Regions from separate parts of the Mus musculus genome. Here region 1 is linked to region 2. The links are chromatin loops, found by intact Hi-C in ENCODE. Cell type or tissue: gastrocnemius. All regions are shown on one strand. Each heading gives the region's core, and the rest is flanking DNA. Links, peaks and the distances in the headings are about the cores only. Region 1 has its middle 230 kb from the start of Lmx1a. Region 2 has its middle 18 kb from the start of Lmx1a.

Evidence for each region. Peaks named below come from ENCODE experiments on the same cell type or tissue, not always from the same donor. Only the 100,000 strongest peaks of a DNase experiment are listed, where the experiment ranks them.
Region 1: it touches region 2 in a loop (3-fold over the local background); 6 of 42 quality-filtered maps call a loop at or near these places.

The regions. Positions count from the first base shown.
Region 1 is chr1:167,909,415-167,924,518 of GRCm38, reverse strand. No RefSeq gene overlaps it. Among named protein-coding and RNA genes, the nearest start is that of Lmx1a, 230 kb to the right of the region's middle. In gastrocnemius, for the core only: a CTCF peak has its summit at 9,073 (motif pointing right); DNase peaks (open chromatin) are centred at 9,082 and 9,375; H3K4me3 peaks cover 376 bases.
Region 2 is chr1:167,663,940-167,679,043 of GRCm38, reverse strand. No RefSeq gene overlaps it. Among named protein-coding and RNA genes, the nearest start is that of Lmx1a, 18 kb to the left of the region's middle. In gastrocnemius, for the core only: no CTCF peak of the experiment used is centred there; a DNase peak (open chromatin) is centred at 9,091; H3K4me3 peaks cover 257 bases; H3K27ac peaks cover 392 bases.

The sequences.
Region 1 (15,104 bases), core at 4,114-12,113, 250 kb before region 2:
TCTGGCCCGTGGGCTGATGGGAACCTTGGGCAGAAATTACCCCTTAAAAGCCTGGGTTTCGCAGAGTGCACAAAGGACAAAGGACTGCCCTGTATTGACCTCTCCCTGGACATGGCAGCATCTGGATAATGATCCCATAGTCCTTCCTCTTTAATGTGCACCTTTTCTCTTGACATCAACGGGCGTCCCTATTTATAAACCGCTGGGTAATGGTTCACAGTGGAAAAGCTTGGCTTTGCTATGAACAATCAAGCTGTGTGTGGTTGGCATCTCTATTTTCTAAGACTTTTCTTGACATCATTAACAACATTGTTTTGCCTTGGGGCAGTAGCATTTATAAATGGTGGATCTTTGGTATAATCCCATATTTAAATATAAGTAAATAATTTAGGGTTCTGCAGAGATAACACAGTCAACAACTGTTTATTGTACAACCATGAAGACTTGAGCTTGAGAGAGTCTGTGTAACAAAAATCCAGGGATGGGGCATGCCCCATCATCTCTGTGCCCAGAAGAAGGAGAAGGGCTTGGGGGACCTCTGGGAAACAGCCAGCCTAGCTTCCTCTGTGAGCCTCAGGTCTCAGTAGGAGTCCCAGTTTCAAAAACAAAACAAAAACCAAACCAAACCAAACCAAATCAGCCAAAGAACAAACTCAAAGAAAAATAAAATGACAAGGTGAGAAGCACACCTAAGGCTAACGTCTGGCCTCCATGTGTATCTGTGCACACATAAAATGTACACACACACTTACAGACTACACAATAATCACAACAAAATATCCTCATGCTTCTAAAAATGGGTCCCTTTGTGCCACATTGTTGATATAGTTACACACGATGAATGACACAGGTGTCTTTGGGGGTGAGGGCTCAAAACTGACCACAGTGATCTATGTGCCCCACCCCTGTGCTTTTGACTCCCGCCATTCCTGTACAATGCCATTCCATTGCAGCACACACACCCTTCTTTCAAAGGCATCTTTATCCCAATGCCAGCAAAGCTGTGACAGCCCCTCCTTTCCTATGACCACCAGGTTCCCCCATGCGGCTGAGAGGGGGAAGCAGAGCTGAAGAACTCAGCCTTGGTTCAAAGAATAACATCAACACCTTTTCTCATGGATTCAAAGGTAATGAGAGGAGAGAGAGAACCACATTAAAGAAGCAAAGTGAGATGAGAACAGAAGGCGCCAGGATCATCTTGCTCAGAGCTGACTGATGCTCTATAGCGCTAAAGAGCCACATGGAAGCCCGGCTGTTTGCGTGTATGAAGAAATCAGGTGTGTACTTCACAGTCATAATTAAAACCTCTCAGTCAGAGGCTATAGAGAGATTAGTTGTCACATTGTGTTAAAGGAATCCTTGCCTTATTCCCTAGAAGGGGACAGACTGCCTGTGGTCTTGTCATCTGTTCCTGTGCTCTAGCAACCCTCCGCCAGAATGCCCCACTGACAGATCCTGCACACTGAAGCCCTTTGGAACTGGGGAGGATCTGCCCACTGAATGAGAGGGAAAACATACCATAACCACGCGCCTAGCTACTCTCACCGAGTGCTAACAACCACCCACCATTTGCTTTAGCTAAGACTCTAAATCCTGCTTAGAGACCCTTACCCTTCCAACTCATTTTTCAGGAAGACAAGATGGAGACTCGGACGGGCAGCCAGGAAGGGCAGGCAATGGGGCAACTGTAAAATAGAGGAAGGGAAAGACAGAAACATGGCAGGAATTAGGGTTAGGGAGCTTCTAGGTCCCGGCAATACCCTGCACCAGAGAGTTGTACACACGTCCCTGACATCCTCAACCATTCTAAACCCGTAGAGGAGGTGGGTGGTCAGTCCACGGAAGGGGCAGTATTTTATTTCACGTATCCTATTGACGTAAACAGTTTGCTAGCCAAACTTAGGAAGAAATAATAAGCAAAATAAGCTTGTTAGACCTGACCTAAACTGGCGACTGTTTTCTATTTTGATTGATTTAATGAGCCAAACTCTTATCCCTACCCAAAAGAACTCAGAGCAGCCATGGACACCTGTCCATCACCTGGGGTGATTTATATTGTTTATTATAACTAAAATCATCATCCTCGTAATGCATTTACACATGTACCTTTGCCTGAAACCGACTGGCCTTTGATAACATCAAGATAGAAAAAAGACAGGTTCCAGAATCAGGAGCAGAACTGAAGTACCACATGGAAATAAGGCAATATTTTTTTAAATCATATATCTGAGAAAGGTCCGTATCTATAATATTTGAAGAATACGCAAAAAAGAATTTCAGAAAGACAATGTAATTTTAAAATGGTGAAGCAACCTAACTGAGCACCTTTTAAAAGAAGGAGTGCAAATGGTTGACAATAACACTAACAAATGGTCTCCATCACTAACTACTGAGACAATGGAAGTCAATACCTATGAGATACTGTCAGAATGACTGGAATAGAAAGAACGGACAATAAATGTTCACTAGCTTGTGGCGATGTTAGAAGCCTCGTACATGGCTGGTGGGATTATACATGGTATGTTCCCATTGATCAACAACCGGACAGATATTCACAAAGTTGGGCATTACAGTTTGATCCAATCCTAGGTATGTATTCAGGAGATGTGGAAACTCATTCACACAGAACTTGCACATGGATGCTCAGAGCAGCAGCATTCTTAGACCTCAGGTGGAAGAATGCCCACCAGCCCATAAATCGATAAGCATGTCATATCTATAAAATAAATATTATTTGGTTGTAAGAAGGAATGACAGGCTAATACATGAACTAATACAGACTAATCAAGGACAAGACTTGAAAAGAATAAGCCATATGAAGGAAATCTTGCCCCAAATTCACCTAGTGGTTGATTCTAGGTCATGGAATGTTCAGAATAGGTAAAGCTATAGAGACAGAAAGCAGTATTTTCCAAAGATAAAAGTAGGGGAAACTAGAGTTAGTCTTTTAATGAGGTGGGTTTTATGGAATGATTATCAGAATATTCTAAAATCGATTATAAAGATGGTTATACAACTCAATATCTTAAAGACATTAAGGTAAAAAAAACTTTACTTTTGAAATAGATGAACTTTGTGCTACGTTAAATATATCTCAATTAAAAAGGAGAAGGCAAGAAGGTGTGTGGGAGGGAACATCTTCTGTCTGTCTCTCAGGGCCAGGACTACTCCCTTTTTCTCCACAGAACACTCATTTATGCAAACTGAGCTGGTGATGGTGAGCATTCCAGAGAAGGTTTACTTTCCTTGAAATGTCAGCCTTTCTCTTAGAAAGCATCTTATGTGGCTATACAACCAGAGAAAAGCAAAATATTATATGGAATGAATGCTAGGTGCACCGGACACCCAAGTCCACCCACAAGGCCAGTATGATGGGGGAACGGTCATCCCATAGTGACTGAGGTTTGAGTAGAATCCACCCATGTGGTGGCATGCTTGTCTCTGTTACCAGAGAGCCCTGGCCTTGTTTGCCTTCATTAAGCTATGGCCCACTCATCAGCCATAAAACAAGGAGCTCCCCACAGTCCAGGCTTTGGTGCTGGATTCCACCTGGTCATCCAGAGATGACAGGACTCAACAGTGAAAAGGACTTCAAGAGATTCTAGCTGGCCCACGATGTCCCCTCTCCCCTGGTTTCACAGAAATCACTTCAACTGGTAACCCAGTCACTCAGTGTGGCCGTTTGTGAGCTACAATGGCCAGGGAATGTGAGTGGGAGCAGAATACTTCAGGGACCATCACGAGGATCAGGGGTGTGCCATTTTGAAATGGTGTCCTTGGCCATTTTGAAAGCCCTGGAGAAAACAACCATTTCTACTCACAAGAGAACGCTTTTAAGAGGACAAAGCTACCCTACTAGTACCCATACACAAACACCATCACCCTAGCACATGAGAAAGATGTGTCCTCATGTAAGCCAGTGTGTTCTGATGTCTTTCTTAGAGCAGTTTATATAACTAGACAGGCATGTGCACAAGGCTGAAGAGTAAACTCCATGCCAATTTGCTATCCCTACGGTCTACATATCCTCCTATTGCCTCCCCCAAGGAATTCTCTATTTCAATCTACGCAGCATCCTCTTCATGTCCAACACTGAAAGCCACAGGACTTAGAAATTCTTTGATCAGATCTTATAGAATCCTGGTTGATTGTTAATCTGGAAGAATTGGTTAGAGGATCACTAGAAACGATACAAGCACCCACCAAACATTTCACACAAACACACAGGAGCTACTTCTGAGCTATCTCTTAAAAGCACTGCGATCTTCATCCTGTTGACAAATGGTTGCCGCTGTGGAGGTTGCCCTGGACCTTGGGGATGACAGTCACTTTTCAGAACAATGCAGCAGGAACCTAGAGGGGCCTGGTCCCTTGGCCACCTGGTGGAACTGTGCTGCGAGCCTGGAGAGCTCCAGGCTTTTTCTGTCAGTGATGCTGACTACATCAGTTGATGAGTTTTATGGAGGAAATAGTGTTGCCCAGTTTGTACTGATTAAGAGGTAGTCGATTAATATCGTCTGCAGAGTAATTCAGTTCTGCAATGAGCAGAGGATTCCAACAAAACAACCAAGGTTTCCTTCAAGGGTACATCTTCCAAAGGACAGAAAGGTGTGGTGACTATCTCTGCCCACAAGAAAGTGACACAGTTCACGAAAAACTGCTGAACCCCGTCTCACTTGCTGTTTGGAGGTCATGAAAACTATGGATAATTTTTTTTCCATTTCTGGATTTTCCTCTGTTTGAGCTTTACTTTTGTTTGTTTCTTGGGTCTCGTGCAGCTGAAACTCAAAGCCTTATGTAGCTTGAAAGCCCCGCAGTCCTCACCTTGCTGGTGCTGGGATGGCGGCATATGCACCATGCCCTGTTATGCAGGGATAACATAAAATCTTGGCTTTCATGTGTGCCTGTCAATCATGCTAGCAACTCATCGGTGTTCCCATTCCTCCCGTTCTGATTTTAAAACACATTGCTAGCTCAACAAAAGCAAGCTACTATTTCATTTAATAGTTCGGGGCTTAATTGACCTACCTGACCTCAAATAACTTTTCTATTTGCTACATAATGATTACTTTGGCTTCGTTATCCAAGCCCCACAAGCAGCTGAACTAAAACTATCTCAAGAGAATGCGCTGCTAAATATACTTGGTTATGGATGAAGCTGCTGCATAGTTACCAAGGTCCAAGTCTGAAGAAATCGGAAAATTGGCTAAAAAGCCATGTGTACTGACTGGTTTTGTGTGTCAACTTGACACAAGTTGGAGTTATCACAGAGAAAGGAGCCTCCTTTTAGGAAATGCCTCCATGAGATCCACCTGTAAGGCATTTTCTCAATTAGTGATCAAGGGTGGGAGGGTCCTCCCCATTGTGGGTAGTGCCATCCCTGGGCTGGTAGTTTTGGATTCTTAAGAAAGCCAGCTGAGCAAGCCAGGGGAAGCAAGCCAGTAACATCCCTCCATGGCTTCTGCATCAGCTCTTGCCTCCTGCCATGTGTGAGTTACAGTCCTGACTTCCTTTGGTGGTGAACAGCAATGTGAATGTGTAAGCTTAACAAATCCTTTCCTCCCCAACTTGCTTCTTGGTCATGATGTTTGTGCAGGAATAGAAATCCTGACTAAGGCAAATTGGCACCAGGAGTGGGGTTTTCCTGTGACAATCTGACCATGTTTTAGGGAGGACTATGGAAGGACTTTGAGCTAGAAGAGCCATTGGGATGTTAAGAGCTTTGTGGAATGTTGTATAGGAGCTTAGAAGATAATGTTGAGAATAGTGAAGAAGATGGAGGCCTGGCTTGTGAAACTTCAGAGAGAAAATTAAAGACTCTTATCAGGGCTGCTGCTATTTTGATTGTGAAGATTTTGTGGTTTAGGTTAGCTGTGACTAACAAGATACCAGAACTATTAAATTGAAACCTTTGCATTACTGGGATTATTGATGCTGATTAGCTGGAACTAAGAAATTAAAGGGGATTAAGAAGATACCAGCATCATTGAGGTCTTCTGGGAAGTGTTTTCTGAGAGCACAAAGAGGGTGTGTTCCAGAGATAGCCAAGGTTGTACCTTGTGCTGCAGCTGTACTTGGTAATGTGTAAGAGTCACCCAGGTGGTTTTGAAGGAGTGAAGGCATCATGAAGAACAGCTGAGACTTGGCACTGTGAGAGGCCATGGAAGGTCATTAGTGAAGGTGCAGCCTCAGTTGCAATTGATGACCCAGGACTGAAGGGATCATGCAAAGTAGTTGAGGCTTGGCACCATGAAGAGCGCCTATGAGAGGCTATGGGTGAAGCCTAGTTACAGTGGAAGACAGCAGTGTTTTGGAGATGCTAGTACTATGAGATGACCACCAAGAGCAGCAGCAGTGGAGTACAGGCAGCTGGAACCTAGAAGACAAGAGCTGGAGAAGTGATTCAAGCCTTTGAAGGAGCCCAGAAGATTATGAGTGGATCCCAGACATTGAACTGTTAGAGTTTGATTTTGTTTTTGTGACTGGGCCCTGATATATTTCCCTTTTGAAGGAAGAAAATATTTAGTGGAGCCCATAGTTAAGAGACTTTGAATTTTAAGAGATTGGATATTTTAAAGGGATTGAAATTTTAATATGTAAGAATTTGTAAATAGGGCTTTTAAAGCTATTTAGATCTTAGGGATGAATAAGAAAGTAAAGGTTGAGGCTTAATAGTGATGTGTTTATGTGTCAAGTTGACAAGTGGTCAACTGTACTGGCTGGTTTTGTGTGTCAACTTGACACAAGCTGGAGTTATCACGGAGAAAGGAATAAACCCTTTCCTACCCAACTTGCTTCTTAGTCATGATATTTGTGCAGGAATAGAAACCCTGACTAAGAAACCATGCATCTCCTCCCGAGGAAACCTCCACTTAAGCTACCCCAAGAGGTAGTGTAGAGGAGACTTTGATAGAGCTTCCAGAGAAGACATATGATGAACAAGAAGGAAAAAAAAAGCAGTTTATTTTGTTATGTTTAACTGTTGGGATGTTTCACTGTATAATTTAACCAGTCTGAACTAACACTAATTTCAGCGTCATTGGGAATTCTGAATTTCTCACCGACTGGGGCAAAGGGCCATCTAATTATTATGACCTTCACACATAGTCATATACCTCCGTTAGAAAATATTTGGAGTTGATAAGCCCAGTTTGGATTTTAAAATCCTCCATGAAGAAAACCCTCGGGGGAAAAAAACAAAACAAAACAAAAAACCTAAGAATGTTGTCTGAGTTCTTTGCATGGTGGAGACCACGAGGCATGCATTTTTGGATTCGAGTGTCCTGTAGCCAGTTGACTTGTTCACAGAGTGAAATATTGGGACAGACAGCAAATGAGCCTTATGGCCAGATAGAGAGATTTCATAGGAATACTCTTCAGTAATGATCATTTGGCTGTCTGTTCAGTTTCTTGAACCACTGCCTCTGGCTTTAAGGTATTATCTGACTAATGAAAACGAATGCCGTCAGGCAAGACATGACATAGTGTGCAGACATGAAGCAACCAGGATCTACCAGCTCAAAGGATGTAGTCTCACCATGCTGTTTTCCTGTTAACAGCTCACCGGCCTTCTCCCTGGACTCCCACACGAGGGGGAGAAGAGCTATTGTGAAGAGCATAGGAAGGGACGCTTCCCATGAGTACATGAAGCAGCCGACAACTATTTATTTCGGCTCCATTTCATTTTATAAACAGCTGATTGAGAACCGACAAACCGTTTTAATAACCCACGATTGCATTAGAATTTGATGTGAAAACTGTCACATCTGCTTTCCCCCTGTGTTCTCTCTTTGAACAAAGCCTATGCTAGAGGCCGGCTAGGGAGGCAGCTGAGTTGGCAAAGTATCTTTCACACAAGCGGAAGAACCTGAGTTGAGATTCCTAGCACACATACAAAAGGCCAGTGTGGTGGCCTGCGTCTATAACTATAGCACTGTTGTTGGGCATGGACATGGGGGTCCCTGGTGCTCTGGCCACTCAGCCAAGTCTAATCAGTGAACTTCAGATCCAGTCAGAGATTCTGCCTCAAAAGCTGGCGGAAAATAATCAGGGAAGATATACATCAGTTTCTGGTCTGTACCACACACACACACACACACACACACACACACACACAAACACACAAGTGCCTGCTCAAATATATATATATGTGTGTGTGTGTGTGTGTGTGTGTGTGTGTGTGTGTGTGTGTGATATTTCTAAGATTGTGGAGTAACTCCATAATAAAGAATGCTGACTGCTCTTGAAAAGGACCCAGGTTCAGTTCCCAGCACCAATACAGTGGTTCAAGACTGCCTGTAACTCCAGTTTCAGAGGATCTGATGTCCTCTTCTGACCTTTGGGGCTCCTGCAGGCACATGGTGCACATGTGCTCGCGCTTGCAAGCTCTCTCTCTCTCTCTCTCTCTCTCTCTCTCTCCCCTTTCAGCTCCACCTTCCCTTTATCTGCTCTAGCCTTTGTTTTACAAATTAAGGTGGGAAGAATATTTACAGGAAATCACCTGAGTGCTGACTCATTCCTGGTTTGCAACCCCTCCCCAGGAGAACGGAGTTAGCATCAAATTACAAAATAGCCCCACAGCTATCTATCACAGTACTCTCTATCTTTGCCTTGTGCAGCCATTACCATCAGCTAGCCACAGTACCCTTTATCTTTTTAAAATATTCATTCATGTGTTACACACACACACACACACACACACACACGTAAACCTGTGTGCCAGGACCCATGTGTGGGGACAACTGGCAGAAGTCAGTTCTCTCCTTCCACCTTGTGGGTTCCAGGGATTGCATTCGGATGACCGGGATTGGTGGCAAGCCCCTTTACTTTATCTCCCTGGCTACAAATCCTTTGTTTTGTAAAACTGAAACTCATATCTCTAAATAGTAATTTCTCAGTATTGCCAACTCTCACTGTCTGGAAGTCATGTGCTGTCTGTTTCCACTTCCACCTCAAGTTGTCTTTCTTTTTGAGATATATTTCTACACATGGGTCACCCAGTAGGCTTACATGGACTGGCCAGGGTGCTAGCTGCTGGGGTTAGACAAGCTTTGCAATGGCAAATATCCCTTTTTAGGTCAGCAGGTGGCGCTGTCTGACATCTGTTGTTCAGAAGCAGCTCGCTGAGGAACTGGCAGGCTAAACTCTGGTTGGAGCTCAAAGTGAGCTCCAGGACAGCCAGGGCTATACAGAGAAACCCTGTCTCGAAAAAAAACCAAAAAAAAAAAAAAAAAAAAAAAAAAAACAAAACAACAACAACAAAAAAACTCTGGTTGGAAGATAGGAGAGGGCAGAGTGAAGGCAAATGCGGACCAACAGCCCTGCACTCTGATCACCGAGGCTGAACCTCCGCAGACTGGCAGAGGTGGACACTGTGACTGACAGCAATAAAAACAGAGCAGCTGGTGCCCTGTTAATAACCGCAGGCTTCAGGGTATTTGCACATGTCCCTCCTCTGCCCCCAAACACACACACATACAGAGGAAGACAAAAGGGGCAGGCTGCTGTCAGAGCTGGGAACACCCTCAGTCACCCTAGAGGCACGACTTCATGCCCCGTCACCCTTTCAACTTGCTTTGCTAGGTGCCCGTGATATTTATTTCCTGACCTCGGGGTGACATCTCATAAATGCAAAATTATCCCAATTCGTACCTTTAAACTTATCAGGCTTAATCCATGTAAATCATTACTGTAAATGACACCGTGTCGTGGGCATGTGTTTTAGGGGGACCGTGAGGCATTCTCGTTGCTTTTTTATTTGTCATAAATGAAATGTTTCTTTTATAATGCACACAAATCCCGATGGTTAATGATAGGCTCATGTTGTGCAGGCAACAACAACAACATAAATACAAACATCTTTGTATCAGACACAAGTAGGCTTTTTTTTTCCCTGTTGGCAGAATGATATACTATTACCTACCTTGGGTTCCTTTTATGATTGCAAAGGTTGAATAAAATCGAAGCACCCTAATTTTAATGAGTAACTTCTGTGGGTGCATTGCATATACAGACACTGACCTATGCATTCAGGCATTGGTATAAAAATCACACTTGCGCTTGCACGTGTGTGCGCTCGTGCATAGACACTCATACACAGAGAGAGAGAACGGGAAGAGAGAAGCATTAATAATGTCATCATTAAGAATTCTTAGCACTGCTTAGGGAATCTTTGCTTGGCTGCCTTGGCAATATTTGCCAATATTCTGTGAAGAAAGTGTAACTTAAAAACAAATGCAAAGCCCCTTTGCATCCCTTCAACAAATCTAAAACAAAGGATATTCAAAATAACGGATTGGTTCTATGTGAGGCGAGCAGATAGGTTGTGGGCACATTTGCTGAAAAAAAAAAAAACATATACACTGATGGTTTTCCATGATACATGGAATGAGGCCTGTGAATTCCCAGAGTATAGTGGAGACCTGGGTTCTCTTTTGACAAACACCAGTAAAGAATATGCTGTTCTTGATCGTGGCACCAGGTCTGCCTGCGAGTGCCATAGGCTGTGCGGTATGCAATCACAGGCTGTGCAGCATGCTATCTTCCTTGTGGACCACAGCATCTGCTTGTGCAGGGAACTTTCTGACAGCAATGGTGCCTACAGGGGGGAATGTGTATGTTAGGCATCCCACGAACACTTTTTAAACATAGAAGGTCAACTGAGCTCATTCATTATAACTATAGCATCGAAGATGATATAAGTCAAACAGTCCGTGAGCAAACGGAATGGATCTGCACACCCACCTGTCCAAATATGTACAAAACGCAGATACACGTATCTGCTGTGATACACACAGCGCTGTGACTTTTCCTGGCAAGTGTGAACAAGTATCTGTTCACCCCAGACAAGGTACTGATAGCAGATCAATGAAGCAATTCTATAGAAATACAGCTTGGCCAAGCAATGGAGTTACCGGGGCCACTTACAAGATCATGAGTGTACAAGGGCAGCCGTGCCACCACAAAGTCCAACTGAGCACAAAGGACAAATTACAAAAGGTGCATGTGTGGACCCCGCTGCATAACAAGCAGGCAGCTCCCCAAAGAGGCTCTCCTTCCCAGAGATTATTCACTCCATTTGTAACATTGGAGGTGTGTCTGGTGAATCTTGTAACTTTTGAGGGTTGTAGGGCATTGACAGCTTTACCAGAGGACTCGGGTTCAATTCCCAGCACCCAAAAGGTAGCTTACCACTGTCTGTAGCTCCAGTTATGGGGGATCCATCACCCTCACACAGACAGACAGACAGACATGCAGGCAAACCACCAATGCACATAAAGGAAAGAAAGAAAGAAAGAAAGAAAGAAAGAAAGAAAGAAAGAAAGAAAGAAAGAAAGAAAGAGAGAGAGAGAGAGAAAAAGAGAGAGAGAGAGGAGGGAGGGAGGGGGGAGGGAGGGAGAGAAAGGGGGGAGGGAGGGAGGAAGGAAGGAAGGAAGGAAGGAAGGAAGGAAGGAAGGAAGGAAGGAAAGAAAGTGTCCAAGTCTGCAATAGAGGCAAAAGATGTGAATGAATGTCTACTTCACACCAGATAGGGCACCAACAACAGACCAAAGGAATACCTACACGAATCTAGCATAGCGAGCTAAGGCATCCCTCAGGTTCAGTTAGACAAGTATGAGTGAGGGGTTACACACAGCGGGGACTAGTGAAAGACAGCTGCATCACTGAAAATCCCACGCCTGGAGGGTACATCCCTGGAACTCATGGTAACTCCCTGACAACAAGCCTGCAGGTAAGGAACTCTCCACAGTAGCCTTACTCCTCAGCAGAATCCTTAAGACAGAGCTGTGTGAACCTTGTACATTTCAGGAACTTCCGTAGACTTGGGAAGTTTACTGATCACTGCGTGAATTTAAGGAGTCCACCCCCATCCCCAGAGCAGTGTTCAGGCTGTGAGGAAAATGGTATACAAAACTGAGCCTCTGAAGTTTCCTTAGGAGCCTCCTGAATCTTTTAAGCCTCCCCCATCTCTCTGGGACAGGATGTTTTAATTACTGCTATATAACAGGCACCTGTCTGGGAATCTGCCTAAATACCCACATAAATAAGGCATCTACTCTCTCCACATCTTCACAGCGCATTGGCTACTGTCTTTGTTACAGCAGGCAAAGAATCCAGAAGTCAGGACCATGTCTTCCCATCATATTCCTAAGGGCTAGCAAACTGCTCAGATGAATATTAGTAAAATGAATAAATAATAATCCTAGGAGATCTCTTCTCTACTAAAATGGAATTTGCTGAGTCATCGAAAACCTAGCTATTTGTTTTTACTAGAAAACCGAGTGAATTGTCAAAATGGCTGGGAAAACTTCTTTCAGAGGTGTCTGTAAAATCAGGGAAAAAGGGGCTTGGGAGTTACTCAGTTGGGAAAGAGCTCACCACACAAGCATGGGACTTGTGTACAATCCCCAACATCCACATAAAAAGCCTGGTATGGAAGCACACACCTCTAATCCCAGCGCTAGGGAGGCAAGGCTGGTCTAGAGAAACTGGTGAGCTCCAGGTTCAACGAGAGACTGCATCACAACAAGAAAGTACACACATGCACGCACACATACACACACACACACACACACCAAAATCTTAATAAAACAGGAAGGATACTACAGATGCAGGTGTAGGCTTCCTAGAAAGTTGTGTGAACAAAGTCTATGGAAGATTTGTGTCAGAATCAGTAGGGAGACAAAACGTACAGCTTCCTGATCCCCACTGCCGGGACTTTCTCTCTTGACCGATTTGGGGTTTGGTCCTGGGGTTTGTAGTTATGAAACATCCCATGGGTGACTGGTGTAGCTCTAGGACCTGGAGATAGGGGGATCTTAGTCACTGTCAGGTGGATCTGCTTTGCCATGAAGTCCTTCGCCCGGACTCAGGTCAGGCAAACCTGCCTAGCTAAGAATACTTGGCTTGATTCCTCCGGTTTAAGTGCTTAAGATGATAAAGTGGGCTTAAGCCTCCGAAGGGATAGTGAGTTCGTCCTTTCTTTGAAGTGCTTAAATGAAAAAGGCCTCTGTAGGGGCCCAGAGCAGGTGCTGGGATAGAAGAAAAGAGGTTGAGATTAGAACTTAAGGTAAAAATAGTCATGAAAAAATAAAAGGCTCAAAGAAGTTTCTGAGTGATAAGTAGCAGAATTTCCTTATAGTTATTTTCAGAGAACCAATAGAAGATTTACTTAGTATTCAAACACCTTATGTTCTAGGCTCTCCCATCGCATGCACTGAAGAAATGCTGTTATTCAAGTGTTGTTCAAGATGAAGCTCAGGGCTAGAGATGAGTGATTCCTCTAAGTAAATCACTCTGTTCCCCTTCATTGCCATCGGATAGCAATGAACAGCAGAGACATAGGACCAGTCTCGAGCGTGTTGCTCCTCTATTTTTGGTATTGGTTCATGAGTCAAACGTATTGAAACATTAGATCAACACTTATCAGTCAAGAACTTTTCACATCTTTCCGTTATACTGGCCAGATTCACATGGGGACTAACATGATTCTCAACCTTCATAAATTGTACTCCATGGCATCAACAGCATTAATTCTTTAAATACTACAAAGCCCTTCCACTATCTCCACGTTCCTTGCTTGCATCCCCACTTCTGTCCCCCCTTCATCTCTCTGGCCTCAGCTCTGATCCAGCTCTACAGCCTAGCCTTTCCTATCTCGGTGCCCTTCTTGATCTTTGGAGGATACCTGCATTAGTTAACTCCTTCCTTTTCACTCAAGTGGAGTTAATGCCTTCCCCCCATTTAAATCTTATTGTCCCAAGACTACCCTCACTTCTTTATTTAAAATTTTTAACCCACAGAGGACACAGTTCAACCTCTAAGGTGCCTTCTGGGCAAATTTGAAGTCTTGAACATTAAGGAAAAAAGCTGGGCACGGTGGTGGGCACTTGTAATCACAATGCTGGGGAGGTAAAGACAAGAGGATTCTGGGAAATTTCCTACCATCCAGCCTAGTCTAATTGTCTAGTCCCCAAATCACAGTGACAGCCTCTGTCTCATGTCGGAAGATGGACATTCCTAAAAAGTGATCCCTGAGGTTAACTTCTCTCACATGCACAACTTACACACACATACACACACACACACACACACACACACACACTTCAATCTCAAATCCCTCACAAATACTCCTCACCCCTCATTCTATGCTTTAGGTTTTCATGGCTCTTATGCCTCAGCCTACCATGTAATTTACACACTTATTATGTTTCTCTCTATCACTGTCCACCCCCTGATGGGGGTGGACCATCCTGCCACTGGCATCGGTGCTGTTAATTGAGATACCTCAGCAACTCAAGACAGTACCAGGACATAATACAGAGCCCACAAACAATCACAGAGTGAACGGGCATTTTTGAGAGCTTCCTTTACCAACAACAAGTTGTTTAAATCTCACCACAGTTCTACAGGGTCGATAAGGTTAGGCTCATTGATTTATTATAAACAGGAGAACTGAGTTTTAGAGACATTGGGTCCTAGCTCTGGGCTACGAGACACTGAAGCCTGACTCCTTAGCCACCACTATAGAGGGACATGAGGGAGGAGACATAAGGAACAGTATGCTAAAAAGGACCAGGGTTGGAAAACTAGGGGAACATGTGCAACAAAATAACTTTTCCCCTGTATCAATCCATCAGTTCCTAGTACTGATACAAGTTAGGAGAGCATGTGTGACAAAATAACTCTTCCCCTGTATCAGTCCATCTGTTCCTAGGACTGATACAACAGCAAATGACCACAAATAGGGGGTTTGAAACAAAAGAGCATTCTCCAGGAGGCCTGGAACCCCAGAGTCTGAATTCAAGGCATCAGAAACCTCCTCTCAGCCTTTGAATGGAATCCTCCCCATCTCTTCCTTATTTCTGGTAGCTTCTAACTGTGGTCTTCCATTTCAAATGCTCTGTTATCCTCACATAAACTTCTTTGCCCTGTATCTTGCTTTTATTATAAGGACACTTGTCACTAGCCTAAGGATATACCCTGACCCAGCCTGATTTCATTTGATTAATTGCATCTGCAAAGACCCTATTTTCAAATAAGGTCACATCCTGAAGCTGAGAGCAACAGATTTGGGAGCAACATCATTTAGCACACTATGCCAT
Region 2 (15,104 bases), core at 4,373-12,372:
ATTGGACTGAGCACAGGGTGACTAATAGAGGGGTTGGAGAAGGGGCTGAAGGAGTTGAAGGGGTTTGCAACCCCATAAGAAGAACAACAATATCAACCAACCAGACACACACCCCCAGAACTCCCAGGGACTAAGCCATCAACAAAGGAGTACACATGGCTCCAGCTGCATATGTAGCAGAGGATGGCCTTGTCATGCATCAATGAGGGGAGAGGTCCTTGGTCCTATGAAGGCTCGATAGATGCCCCAGTGTAGACGAATCAAGGGTGGGGAGGTGTGAGTTGGTGGGTGGGTGGAGGAACACCCTCATAGAAGCAGGGGGAGGGAAGGATGTGATGGGGTGTTTCCAGGAGGGAGGAAAACCGGGAAAGAGAATAGCATTTGAGATGTAAATAGAGAAAATATTCAATTTTTTTAAAAAAAAGGAAAAAAGAAAAAAAAAACCAAAGTAGACATCTCCTAAGAAATGACACTTTAATTGGCCTCTGTCTTCCACACACATGTGCACATATACACATGTGTACCTAGGTACCTATGAACGAACACACACAGAGACACACAAAAATCTCAGACTCATGAATCACACATTTCCGCCAAGCTTTAGAAAGAGAAGGGAGGAGGGAGGAGGGAGTTTGGTGGGAGGGAGAGTGAGAGGGAGGGTAGGATGTGATCCTGCATAGAGTGGGAATGACAGAGACTGCTTTTTTTACTTTTCCTTCTCTTGCTCTCATTTCTGTATTTTATTAAGGAAAACACAAAGGGAAAGCTGTGTTCTTTGTTAAGAAATGCCAAGATACATTTCAAACCACAGCAAAATAAGCAGAAACACTGCTGCTTACATAGATCCAGCCACACAGTGACAGGGTAGCCAGAGACACCAAGGTAGGGAGCAGGGGACACTGGAACTGCACATGCCCCTCACCTCTGCATTCCTTCCCCATGAATCTCCTGGCCCTGAGCTAACATTCAAGTCTCTTCACTGAGCTGAAGTACCAAGAGCATCTCTCTTTCTGGATCAAAAGAAGTCATTCCAAGCCAGCCTCTGCACCAAGACCATCAGTGAGACCCCTCTCCAGCAAGCAAGAACAGCCCCAAGGGTGAAAGAAGCCCCATCGGGCTCAGAGCAGAGTCACCTTCATGCCACCCTCTCTGACCACAGCACTGTGAGCACCTTTGATAAGCACTCTGGTCAGACCCACCTGTGATGTTCCCGTGAGTCACACACCAAAGGGACCATGGTATGCCACCTGCATACGTGTGTCCCAGCTTAGAGAGTGCCCTGAAGCTGTGGCCCACTCTGATGGACTGTTCCAGAACAATCATGAGTGAGCTTTGGAAACACAGAGCCCTGAGCTCTAAACCAGCCCAGACATTTCTGAGCAGTTTAATCATACATCACTTAAACTCTCGTCTCATCTTTATAAAAGGAATTAGACAGTACTTGAGAGTAATAAGGAGTTTGTGGAATGGTGGGTGTGAAACAGCTAATCCTCTGCCTGGCCAACCTCATGTTCAACCCCTAACCCTCTGTCTAACCTACCCATACACTTGGGGATGTAACCTTTCAAGGACAGTCATCTTGGCTCTTATGTATAAGCAGAAACTCTATCAGTGTTCAGAGTCTGTGTGCCTAGGAATAGCAGTTGTCACTGGATGTATGCAGTGAGAATGTCTGCTTTCGTTGGAGACTCAGTTGTGTCCTGTGATGTTTTGTTGGCACGGACACTTGAGAGCCTCGTGATGTTTGGAACAAGGGTAAGCATAACCCAACAGACAGCGGATGACACTCATGCATCGGTTCGCCTTGCTTTCTTTGCTGATCTTTGCTTATCGTGACGTCATAGAGAGACGCTCACCAAAGACCTTCTGGTGGTATTCTGGCTGCTTCCTGCTGCTTCCACGAACTCGTGCCTCATGATTGCTACTGGACTGAGACACTGCTACTGATTCGTGTGTGGTGTTTGATGAGCGGACTGGACTGCTGCTGGTGGTGGTCCATGTTTGGCGTTTTGCTAGTAGACTGGATTGCTGACAATGGATATTGGAATTGCCCCCCCCCCAAGAACTATTTCTAAAAGGTCAACAACCCCCATTTCCTATCAACCTTTCTTTTCCCCTACCTCTGGTGGGTGGTGGGCCAGAAGAGAGGTTGAAGCAATAAAGAACCATAACTAAAGTAGTTTTTGAAAAATCTAAGCCTATGGGTATACTTTTCTGTCATTGTGATAAAGCACTGTGACCAGAGCAACTGGAAGGAAGAATTCATCTTGACTTGTGGTTTCAGAGGGAAAATCCACGAATGGTGGGAAGATGTGCAGCAGGAAGCTGGAGTGAGAATCAGGCAGATCACCTCTCACCCGAACAAAGGAAATCAGGGAGAACAATTTAAAGTGGGAGCAGCTAATGAGCTGCCAAAGCTCACAACCCAGTGACAGGCTCTCTCCAGCTAGGCTCTACCTCCTAAAGGGACATTTATCATTGAGAACTTCACACTGAATAATTGAGGCCCTTGGGTGTCTTGATCAGACTGCAGTTCTATGGCTGAGATGGTGACACAACAGGACAGTAAGGAAGGTGGGCTGTGGAGTTGGGATGACCACGGGCTGGTCTTTGACATTTCCAATAGCTTTGGGAAAGTTCCTTCATTTTAGGGAACCTCTGTTTCCTCATTTGATGAATGAAGATTTAGTATATGTGTTGTGTGCACGCATGTGCACATATGTATACACACATACATATGAAAGGACTAACAGCACATGGTCAAGACCGGGTGCTCTCCACTTGATACTGTTATCTCAGTATTCTGGATGGTTCGCTCCTGCAAGTCAGTTGTGTTAACATCTGAAGCTCTGGTGCTGAGCACATGTGCACATGTGCCTTGGATTAAAGTGAGTGGCAGCAGCCATCAGCACTGAGGTTCACATGGATTGTACCTGTCTGTTCCAGGCATATCTTGCAATCAGTTACCTCCTCCCTTCATCTCGTGTAGGCTATAGACGTCCTGAGAGTGCAGGCTTCCTCCCAGGAGGCCCCCTCCTCTCTACCATATCCTGTATCTGACACTCATGTGTGACACGTCACATTATACAGAGAGACCTGAGAAGAGCCCGAAGAAGACAGAGCACATAGAGTGACTGCTCAGGATCAACACAGGGGGATCCACAAAGAGGTGCGGTCTGTTAGCATCAAGGATGCCTTGGCTGCTGTGTGACACATGCATAATCAAATCAGGCAGACATCTCCTGATGTTGAGGTACCAGTGAAGAATTTCGTATTGCTGAGGATACAGCAGTTAGGATAGTTTGCGTTTGCACTGATCCCCCGAAGTTCATGTTCACTATTAGGAGGCAGTAGAGTCCTAAAGAGGTGGGGCCTGGAGGACCAGGAGATAGGTCAGGTGATAAGATGCTGGCCTCATCAGTATGAGAACTGAGTTCAATCCTCAGGACCCTACAAAAAAGCAGGGCCCAGTGGTGTTCACTTGTAATCCCAGTACCAAGGATCCTGAGACAGGCAGATCCCATGCCAGGTAACCTAGCCTTCATAATGAGCCCCAGACCAATGAGAAAACCTGTCTCAAATAACAAGGTGGGTAATACCTAAGAAATGACACCCGAGGTTGACCTCTGACCTTCACGGGTCCACACCTACACACAGACAAATACACACACACACACACACGTATGAGAGCATATACACATGCAAATGCACATACACAATGCATTCAAGAGCATACAGAGAGAGACAGAGAGAGACAGAGACAGAGACAGAGACAGAGAGACAGAGAGAGAACTTAGCAGAAGGCCTTATGGGTCCCAGGAGAGTGTTAGGAAAACTCAGCCCCTCCCCCTTTCTCCCTTTTATTTTCTCTCTTTTCTTAGCCATGAGGCATTTGGGAATTTGTTCTACTCAGGCTAACACCATGATGCACTGCTGCCTCATCAGAGGGTTGAAGGCAACAGGGTGACTGATCATGAACGGGAACACAAAGACTGACTCAGAACATGCACTCCCCTTCACACGAATATGACATCACACGTTACGATGATAGGAAGCAGTAGCTATGAACAGGCCCCTAGGCAGGCAATGCCCAAGACACAGGCAACAGGTCTGAATGGGATCTACATGGAGACAGGAGACAGGCCCTCCCAACCCTGTCAGGAACTCCAGTTTCTTCTGGATGCTTTCAGAAAGCAGGGGCCTGGCCAGCACATGTGCCCGCACTGCCAGTATGCTAAGCTGCAGTGGGGAGACGGCTATGTCGCTAATAAACTGTCAATCAGTTTATTTAATCATCTTGCTTAGCTTCCAAACAGGATCCAAGGTGGTGTATAAACATTATCAATATTGAAATGGAGTTTTTAAAATTAAAATTATAGACTAGAAACAGGAAAGCGAACTAGCACCCCAAGATCTTAACCTGGAGGTGATATTTGAATAAAGGATAGAGTGCTAAATGTCACTCTGTGTGACAAGGCAACATGGGGAAAATGTAAAGAACACCCTACGAAACGGTCACAGTTGCATCCAAGGATGTGTGCATTGTGTTTTTGTGTCCAAGTTGGCTTTGAGGGACTGTCTATTGGTCTATAGCAAAAGGATGGAAATCTGTGACTCAGAACAGTGGATGCCTGTTTTGAATAGCCTTACTTTAACAATGGACGGTAGTGCAGGCATCAGGTTTGTAAGCTAGAGTTTCAAAGCCAAGGACAGGGCAAGCAGGTGCCATTTGTACGAGCTGGTTTTTCTGAGGCAGGAACCAAGGTGGCATGACTGTAACAGTTCTAAGTACACAGTGGGCAACTGTTACTTATGAGCATTAGTGTGAACAAATCAATACTATAACTGAGAGTCAAACATACATCTCTGAGCTTCCTGGTAACCAGGGCGAAAAGGGCAATATCCAGTTTGTAGATGTATGTGTGCCGGTATTGAGGTTGTAACTGTGCTTGCTTGAGAAAGAAAGACACAAAGGAAGAGCTCCATCTTCACAGTTCTACATTGTCTTGTAGCCCTAACTGGGCAGATATGAATCTCACTGAAATGTCACCCCAGTCCTCTGCAGACCTTGTATAAAATGCATATCTGATACATGAACCTATTAATAATATTTTTTTTTTAAAAAAAAGCAAAGATCCCAATGGGTACGTGTTTGGGGAGTAGATTGCCTGTGTAAACATAGAACTGGCCATGGTGACACATACCTCTAATCACAGAAGACACGAGGTGGCAGTAGGTAAAACGGAAGTTTAAGACCATTTTTGGGTACACAGTGAGTCCCAGACCAGCCTGGAATACGTGAGACTCTATTTTTAATTTTTTAAAAATTCCTTGCAACATTTGAAATATGACTCCATTTCCTCTTTCTTTTTTATTTTAATCCCATCAATAATTTATCCACAACCTTCGAACCTTGACTTTCAAAGGGGAAGAAACTGTCAGCGGGTCGGGCGATGGTGAAGGCATTTCAGGGAGATGGCAGAGTTGAGCAAAGAAACCAAGGGCAGGAGTTCAAGGAGAGCTGTACGACTGGGCCCCTGGGAATGCACAGTGCAGGGTGGCCAGCCTCTGAGTTTATTCCTCTGCTGACAGCAGTAAGTCTTTGGAAGCTTTGGGCCGGGAGGGAGGGTTACATACTTGGGAAGAGGGTCTATGATCACCATATCTGGTGTCTGTGAGGCTGACCTCAAAAGTAGACATAAACTGGAATAAATAAGAAATCCAACGCCTGGACCCGAGCAGAAACAGCAGAAACCGATATTGAAATGAGCTGAATGTAGGAGCTCTCAGAAGTGAGGGTGAGGGTGAGGCAGAAATAGGAGCTTCGGGAGCAGCAGGGGAGAGTGCAGCAAGGAGCTTGGTGGCTTTCCCAAGTGTTTGCACATCTATTATCTCATTGATTTCACATGTGAGCAGAGACAGACCCACCCTGGGTGTCAGCAGAAAGCTGCCCGTACAGCACTGCCAAATTCAGCAGTGAGCGCCCGCTCGCCCGCCCGCCCCCCTGCCGCCCACCCACAGGTGTCTTGCCCGCTGCTGTTTGCAACAGGCTGCCCCAGGCCTCCCTCAGCAGGTCGCAGCAGCCACATGGTTCGCCCTCTAGGTCAGCGCAGCTAACGGCAGGATTGTGCGGGACACTTGGTCTGCTGTGCTGCTGGCCAGCATGGGAGATGGGTGTGACCTGAAGTTGACTGAAATCTCCCACATCTGGGCAGGGTGATGGGACCGTGGCCATCAGAGGACTTTAGCATTTCATCTTCCCACTGACTCATTCCCAGGCTGAGTCGGTTCCCCTGAGCCACAGGGCAGATGCTCTTTCTCACCTCCTTACACCGCAGGGCGGGCGTTTGTGTGAGTCCACTGGCCTGCTTCTCTGAGTATGCTCTGGATTCTATCCCATAACAGGAAGCACTAGTCATGGGCCCTAGCACGTAGCTAGCCCAGCCTCCCGCTCCACAGACCAGGGACTCTGTGTATTTTCTGGGCAGGTCTGTGAGGCTGTAGTGGCGACTGTGGTTCTGTGTGTCTCAAGGCAAGTCTGAAACGTCACGCATGGATCTCTACCCTCGTATTCCTTCTCCCCCTTCCAGTGAACGCTGGGCTCAGCCTCTGACAGTTAGGGTACCCTGCCATCCCCTCAGCACAACCCAGTGCTTGGCTACAGGCAGAGAGCCCTTGTCTGTCCTTTTTCTGTACCCCGTGGAAGAACTGCCTCTTTTGCCCTCAAGTGGGTCATCCACACCACACCTCTTCGGCACCTGTTCCTTTCTAGGTTGTTCAGCCAATCTCTTTCCTAGCATCAGCAGCTGAGTGTACATCTTTCACTGGAAAACGCATCTGCGCCTTGGGATTTCTGTTTCCTTGTAGACTGCAGAGTGGATAGGAAAAGGAGACAGACAAACTGTAAGGTTCCAAACCTGGGAAGCTTACCACCAGTTCTCTCCCTGCCTTGTCCATGGAGTGCCACCCTGGCCCTAAGAGACCTTAGAGAGCTTTTGTGTGCATCCAAGGAAACACAAACACGCAACCTTCACTCCTGTCTCTGTTGTCCAAAAGATAACAGCATCCTCAACATTAAAGAAGAGAATATCATAAAAGGCAATTAAACCCCTCAAGTTTCTCATCTGTACAGTTAACATGAGAACAAGGTTCTCTGAGCACCAAGGGGGGTGGGTGGTGAACAGAAACCTCAGAGCAGAGCTTTTCCCACGGGCACCCAAAATAGCCATCAGGGAACAGTAAGCCCAGTCTACCCGTCCTTGGTGGCCCATGGAGCCAGTCCCTGTGGGCACCTGAAGGCAGCTTCCTTCCTGGGATGTCATGAGGAAGTACAGGCACGGTTACAGGTTGCAGGTTGCAGGTTGCAGGTTGCAGGTTACAGGTTGCAGGTTGCAGGTTACAGGTTATAGGTTATAGGTTGCAGGTTACAGGTTGCAGGTTACAAGTTGCAGGTTGCAGGTTGCAGGTTACAGGTTACAGGTTGCAGGCTACAGGTTATAGATTGCAGGTTACAGGTTGCAGGTTACAGGTTGCAGGTTGCAGGTTACAGGTTGCAGGTTGCAGGTTGCAGGTTGCAGGTTGCAGGTTGCAGGTTACAGGTTACAGGTTACAGGTTACAGGTTACAGGTTACAGGTTGCAGGTTACAGGTTACAGGTTACAGGTTGCAGGTTGCAGGTTACAGGTTGCAGGTTGCAGGTTGCAGGTTACAGGTTACAGGTTGCAGGTTACAGGTTGCAGGTTGCAGGTTGCAGGTTGCAGGTTGCAGGTTGCAGGTTACAGGTTACAGGTTACAGGTTACAGGTTACAGGTTACAGGTTACAGGTTACAGGTTACAGGTTACAGGTTGCCATAGCATGACCCAGTGGCTTACCTATGACAGGGTGGTCCTTCATCAGATGTCCAGGGACTGCAGCCCCATGCCCAGACCAGCCTGTTGCCTGTCTTCATATCCTACAAACCGAGAATAGAATTTACATTTTAAAATGACTTTCAACAGTATCTCTTGGTGTGTGGAAATTAGCTAACATTTAAAATTCAGCACACACACTCCAGTGGAATTTTAGTGGAGAGTGATCATAATCCTTTAGTTAACTATTTTCTAGCCTAAAATACCCACTCTCCGGTCCTTCTCTCCTACGTGTCTGTGTGTGTGTGTGAAGGGAGTGTGAATGTGGGTACAATCACCCATCCTGTGCCTCTCCGGTCCTTCTCTCCTACGTGTCTGTGTGTGTGTGTGAAGGGAGTGTGAATGTGGGTACAATCACCCATCCTGTGCCTCTCCGGTCCTTCTCTCCTACGTGTCTGTGTGTGTGTGTGAAGGGAGTGTGAATGTGGGTACAATCACCCATCCTGTGCCTCTCCAGTCCTTCTCTTCTACGTGTCTGTGTGTGTGTGTGAAGGGAGTGTGAATGTGGGTACAATCACCCATCCTGTGCCTCTCCGGTCCTTCTCTCCTACGTGTCTGTGTGTGTGTGTGAAGGGAGTGTGAATGTGGGTACAATCACCCATCCTGTGCACGTAGAAGCCAGGTGCTGACTGGGTTCTTCCCCTATCGCTCTCCACTATGTTTTTTGAGGCACAGTCTCTCACTGAACCTGGAGCTCACTGTTAACAGCTAGGCTGGCTGCCAAACCCTAGGTACCTCCCTGTCTCCACTCGCCCATGCTGGAGTTACGGACACAAACCATCATGTCTGGCTTTTACATCTGGATCTGAACTCTGGCCTGTATCCTTACACAGCTTTGGCCAACTTACTCTGTTATTTAACAAACAAACAAACAAACAAACAAACAAACACAAACCTCTTTGCTTTAAAGATTCCATTATTCGGAAATGGGTTTATCTCTTCTGCTTCGGGTGTCTGTAATTGTCCAGAGCACTTCAGGGATAAGAGATTTCCATTCTTCTGAAGAAACAGTCACATATTCTTTGGGTCATGGACCAATTCTGAGGTGTCCTTCCCCTCCATCAGTCTCACACCATCCTTCCTCAGTGTGTGTCATTCTGTTACCTGCCTTCCGCAGACACCGGTCACCTGACTTCAATACTAAGCTACCGTCCTGCAGAACCACAGGTGTCCACAAGAGGGCAGCACTATCCTGCTCTCACTTCTCCGGTGGCCCTTCCAGCTCTGGAGAGCTGCCTCCAAGTCCAAATGTTTCACAGCCTGTGCCGAGCCTTCTCTACTTAGATGGTGGAGAAGGGGGCCATCTTACTCTACAGAAGCCCACATAAGTCTATACAAGAATATTATTTGAGTCTCCCTAAATCCTTTGCTCACCCCCCAACTCCCATCCTGCAAGTCTGTCCCAACACAGCGTAGCAATCTTTACACTTTCGTCTCTAAACCAATTATTCTATCATCTGCGTTGAGAGGCTGGGCCTGGGATTCTGAGAAGTTCACCTGTGCTCTGACAGGTGGCTCCATGGAGGGAGAAAGGAGGGATTCCCCTCTTCTTAGAAGCGTTCGTCTTTAGACCTCCTTTCTACCTGTTGCTCTGAGCAACACTTCATCCCACAATACCCAGCGATGATGCTTCATCCCAGAAGCATGGATTCCCTTTCCCGGCCTACAGCTGAAACTTTGCCTCCCCTAGCACTTGCCGAGCATACTCCATGGCCAGCTCAAACAGACATCAGTTGGTCGTGAGTCCCAGATCATCCCTTCCTGAGTCTAATCTTCGAGATCCCAACTTTGCCTCTGTCCCTGTGGACATTTAAACTGTTCCCAGTGCTACGAAGATGTGCTGATCAGTTTTCTCTGGCTGTTATGAATACCTGTGATAAATCACTCACAGAAAGACAAGATTTACTTTGACCTAGGATTTTTAAGCTTTTTAAGCCATGACCAACTCGCCTTGTGGCTTTAGGTCCCTGTAAGGGTTTGGTGGAGATAGGCTGAGATGAGAGGCAGCCATGGAGCAGAGATATTCACCTCCCCAGGACTGAAAGACCAGAAGTCCCAGGATTCCCCCTTTAAAAGACATACTTGCAACAATTTAGGGACTCCATCAAGCGGTGCCTCTTGAAGTTTTTACTACTGTGCAAAGCATCAAACGGTGGTGGGGGGGGGAGGACCATCCTTTAACACTGAACCTGCAAGAGACTTTTACCCACCAAACTAATAGCTTATCTCCCCAGTGGACATGTTACATCTACATAGTTACACTCTTCCTGTCTGACTGACCAAGGAGGGCATGTTTCCTAAATGGAATCAGACAGAAATCTCCTCCCATCTAAAATAAATAAGTTATTTGGAATTATTAGCTCATAGAATCTCCGGCAACCCGTGAGAAGTATCAGCTGTAGAAAGGCACTAGGTTTTGGCCTGGTGGGCAAGCACCGTCTCGTATCTGAAGACCTCCTGGATCATCTGTCTCTAGTCCCTCTGCCTGACGGCAGGACTGAATTGTGGAGGCTATACAGTAGCTGGCAGTCACCCTCGATGACTCTCTCTCACCCAACCTGGTGTCCAGACAAAGACAGATAAATGAAAGCAAGCGTGCCTGCAAGCACCTGCTGAATGGGAGGCCAACTCACAGATCTTTCCAGAACTGTGCCTGGTCTGGCAAACAGCCCTAGCTCTCAGACATTGGCTCTTTCTAGGCTACACCACAACTAAGGAGAAAGATATTTCCATCTGAGGAGAAGTAGAGACAGAACATAACTCCATAGCGGCTCCTGAGTGGGGAAAGAAGTCTATGAGAATCAGTTCTGTGGAGGGGTTCAGGAGAAGGGCATGCTGTCCCCTCAAGCCATGTTGGGCACTGAAGCCTTCTCTCAAGGAGCCATTGAAATAACAAACCCGGCAGGTCTTGACATCAGGAACTCCGAACCCCTTCCCTCAGCAGTCTCATCCAGTAGCATGGTCCCTAATTATGCACTGGAATTCCTTACAATGAAGTCTTGTCCCTCCTTTCCCAGAATTCCACTAAGCAAGGTTCCTTCAACACTGGAACATTGATGAAGTTAAGTGTACCCTGGTGGCAAACGCACTGTCAGAGGACAATCTTCCTGCCTCCATTGTTCATCTGTTCACACCCAGCTTTACCCTGAACATTGCTTTACATGAGCAGTTGTTTGCTGTCCATACTCTTACAGGGCTGAACAGATAATGTGCTCTTCTTCTCCTCTCTCCTCCTCCTTCTGCCTCCTCCTTCCTCTTCCTCCTTCCTCTTCCTCCTTCCTCCTTCCTCCTCCTCCCCTTTCCTCCTCTCTCCTTCTCGTTCTTCCTTCTCATCTTCCTCCTCCTCCCTCCTCCTCCTCTTCCTTCTCCTCTTTTTTTTCTCCTCTTTCTACCTCCACCTGAATTTTCTACCCAGTTTTTTCTTGCATAAGGCCCCCTATCCTCTGCTGTCTATCAGTCTCTTTTCTGTTCTAAATATACCTACCTGACCCAGCCAAGCTTTGATTCCTGAAATAGGCAGTTATCTCTCAGGTCATAAATGGAACTGTCTGCATTTATTTGAGATTGAAGGTGAAAAAACTCTCAAACTCTCAGGCATTGAAGGAAGAGAGCACACAAACTGCACTGAGCAAATCTTTCCAGACTCACTATCCTAACCAACATCAGGCCATGAGGTCCCTGGAGCAGAATAGCCAACTGGTCAACCACTCCCTGACCTTGGGTACATTGGATCATGGGCTCTGAAGATGTATGCAGATACCTCAGGATTAGATTCAGTTCCAAGAATTCAATTTCTTTGTTTGTAGGGGCCAGCAAATTGGATCATTGTGTAAAGGTGCTTGCTGCCAACTTTGGTGATGAAAGTTCAATTCCTGGGAGTAACATGGTAGAAGGAGAGAACCTGCTTTCACAAGTTGTCATATGACCTCCCCATGCTCTCTGTGACATGAACACACACACACACACACACACAGAGAGAGAGAGAGAGAGAGAGAGAGAGAGAGAGAACACATACAAATGTAATTTTTTTAAAAATCCTTTGTTTTTTTATTTCTTTAGAAAGAAATCTAGAGAAGATACAAATAGTATTGACATGCCTCTCTGTATTCTAGCTGTCAAAGCTCACAGTACAGGTATATAAGGACACTATGTTAAGGTGAATGGACACAGCCAGAGCTAAAGAAAGTTTAGAATTTGCCCTCCCCACCACACACTCACTCTTGTTCCGGTGTCTGCTAACAAGAGAAAGCTTTGAAATCTAGATATAAGACAAATGGCTTAGCAAGTAGTTCCAGACTAGTATACAGTGACCTTTATATCAGGGCCCTGCCTTTCCTCCCCCTCTTCCCCTCCCCCTTCCTCCTCCTCATCACTCCATGACCCTGACATTCGATTTTCATATTGATTCCTGATCTTTAAAAGATCTAACCCTAAATAAAGATAAAACCTTCTTCCCGGTCCTGGACTATTTTAAAGGCATGAGCTTCAAAAGTTAGATATAATTATTGGCAACTGGAGCATACACAATTGTTCCTCCATTCAGTGTAAACTGTGGGTATCTTCCTTATTTCAATGTGTTCTTAAATGAGGCCTCACACTGAGGCATTCGAATTTGCTTCCTCACAGACTCCCCCTTTCTTCATGGATACCTTCATGCGTCATGCCTTCCCAGATCTGTCCAGTCTTCGTCTTACCACATCAGCTGCCCTTGCCTGCCCCCAGATTATCCCACACTTGCAACGCTATTTCATCTCTTGCCCAGTGTCCTCTTCATAGAGCCAATCATTATAAATTTATTGCGTGTCTGATTAAGAACTGGTTTTATTGTCTGTCCCAGCTCCTACAGAGTTAAACAAACTGCAGCACCCCTGTCTCTGCTTCTCGGCTTTCCTACCCAGCTCTTTCTATACCTGGTTCCTACCTTGTGTACTCTGTATAAGGTCTATAAGAGCAGGGCTTGCTTCACTTGCTGTGCCCATGATGCCTATAGTAGCCCATCAGTAAACACAGGCTTAGTAATACATAAATGAATCAGAGAATTTTGTAAATGGGAAACCTTTCACCTTACCACAGAGGAATCACTGTGGTCTGCAAGGAGTGTCCTGTCACAGACAAGATTCAGAAAGTGACCAACACCCAAACGAGCTCTATCCACACAGCATCACCTTTCCCTCTGAGCAAAGTTCGCAGTAATAATTTAATTGTAACTGTTAGCATTACTCTTCTCTTTTTACTGGCTGTCATAGTCACTGTTCAATTCCGTGAAGTGCTATCATGACCAACACAACTCTTATAAGAGAAAGCATTGAGTTGGGGGACTGCTTACAGCTTCAGAGATTTAGTCCATTACCATCATGGCAGGAAGCATGTCTGCATGCAGGCAGGCATAGTGATGAGAAGTAGGTAACAGCTACATCCTGATCTGCACAGACAGACAGACAGACAGAGCCTGACATGGACTTTTTGAAACCTCAAAACCTGCCCCAGAGATACACCTACTCCAACAAGGCCATGGGCCTCCTAATCCTTCTCAAAGAGTGCTACTCCCTGCCTGGTGACTAAGTATTAAATATATGAGCCTTATTGGGGGGTGGGGAGTGATTCTTATTCAAACCACCACCCTGGCATAAACAAAGATGGGTGATAGCCACAATAATATATACTCTTTCACTATGACAGTTATTAATCACCAGCTCTACTGAATCTAGACTCACCTCAAAGATGGGCCTCTAAGCACGACTAAGGGGGATTTTCTTGGTAACATTCACGGAGGTGGAACCACCTAGCCACTGTGAGTGTTACCATTCCCTAGGCAGAAGATCCTAGCTTGCATAAGAGTGGAGAAAGCAAGCTGAGCACGCCAATGCATGCATTCATTTCTGCTTCAGGCTCAGGACACCTGTCCCGGTGACTCCCTCTCTCTGACAGACCACACCCTTGAACTGTGAGCTGAATAAACTCTTTTTAAAGTTGCCTTTCTTAGGGTTTTGTTTGTTTGTTTTGTTTTTACCATAGCAATAAGAAAACAAAAACAAAGATACACATAAACTCAGTCTAATTGAAAATAAAGCTAAAATAGATGACTAGAAAGTCCACACTTTGAAACCTTTTAAATGGAATATATTTTCATTACTTTCTTCTGCCTGCATAATTATTTATTAATATGTGTAATTCTTCAAAATTACAAATTATTAAATTCTTCTTTTAATTTTCAAAATGAGCATGCAAGGCATTAGAGACCATCCTGACCTTTTTTTTTTGAACAAACTATGTTCTAGTGGGACCTTATTTTTATTACTTTCAAATTCAGGGATGCTCTCTCCTTTCAGCACCGAGACTCAGAAATTACAGTTCAATCTAATTCAATTTAACAGCCAAGGAAAGCCACAAACTGAGAAGCACTCAAAGCAATGAATGGAAAGAGAGAGAAAAAATAGTAAAAAAGGCAGGGTATTTGCTGAAATTAGTTAGTTTGTTAAACAAAACACTATGTTCCCTTAATGATCATCAGAGCCAGGGGGTAGGGGTTGGGGGGACACATACTGATCTCAGATAAACAATAATAACAGTAATGCGTAAGTATCTACTGAGCTCTGTTCCAGGGTGGGCCTTTTTCCGATTGCTTTCCATGTCTTGCTTATAAAATCTGCATAACAAACCATAACAGGTCATGGAGGACCAGGAACACAGTGATAAAGGGGTGTGGCGGGGGACTGTGACCACAGCAGCTTAAGTGACAGAAACACACTGTCAGCCCAAAAAATGGCGGTGGAGAGCAGTGGTGGTCAACCAGAAAAAGATGTCAGATGTGCCGTCCGCAGAGGCTCAGTGCAGGGATTTGGAGTGGGGACCCCTTAGTGACTCTGACGATGCTGCTGTTCTGTAACTGAAAGCATATCTAAGTCAGCCCTACCCCCTAAGACCCCCACGGCAAAGCCAGAGGATGCTCCATTCATTTGAATTTTCATTAACCGATCATCCAGAATAACACTTTTCTAGCACTGCTGGTCTAGATGTGCAGATAGCTTCAGTTATTACAGCAGCTGCTCTACATTTGCAAGTTATCACTGGCACGTTTATTTTATGCAGGACATGCCTTCTAAATGTCTTGGGTGTTATTCACCCTCCATAGTTAAAAAAAAGCTTACCACAGTTTTGCACCCCACCCCCATTGGCTTGCATTCCCCACCGACACCT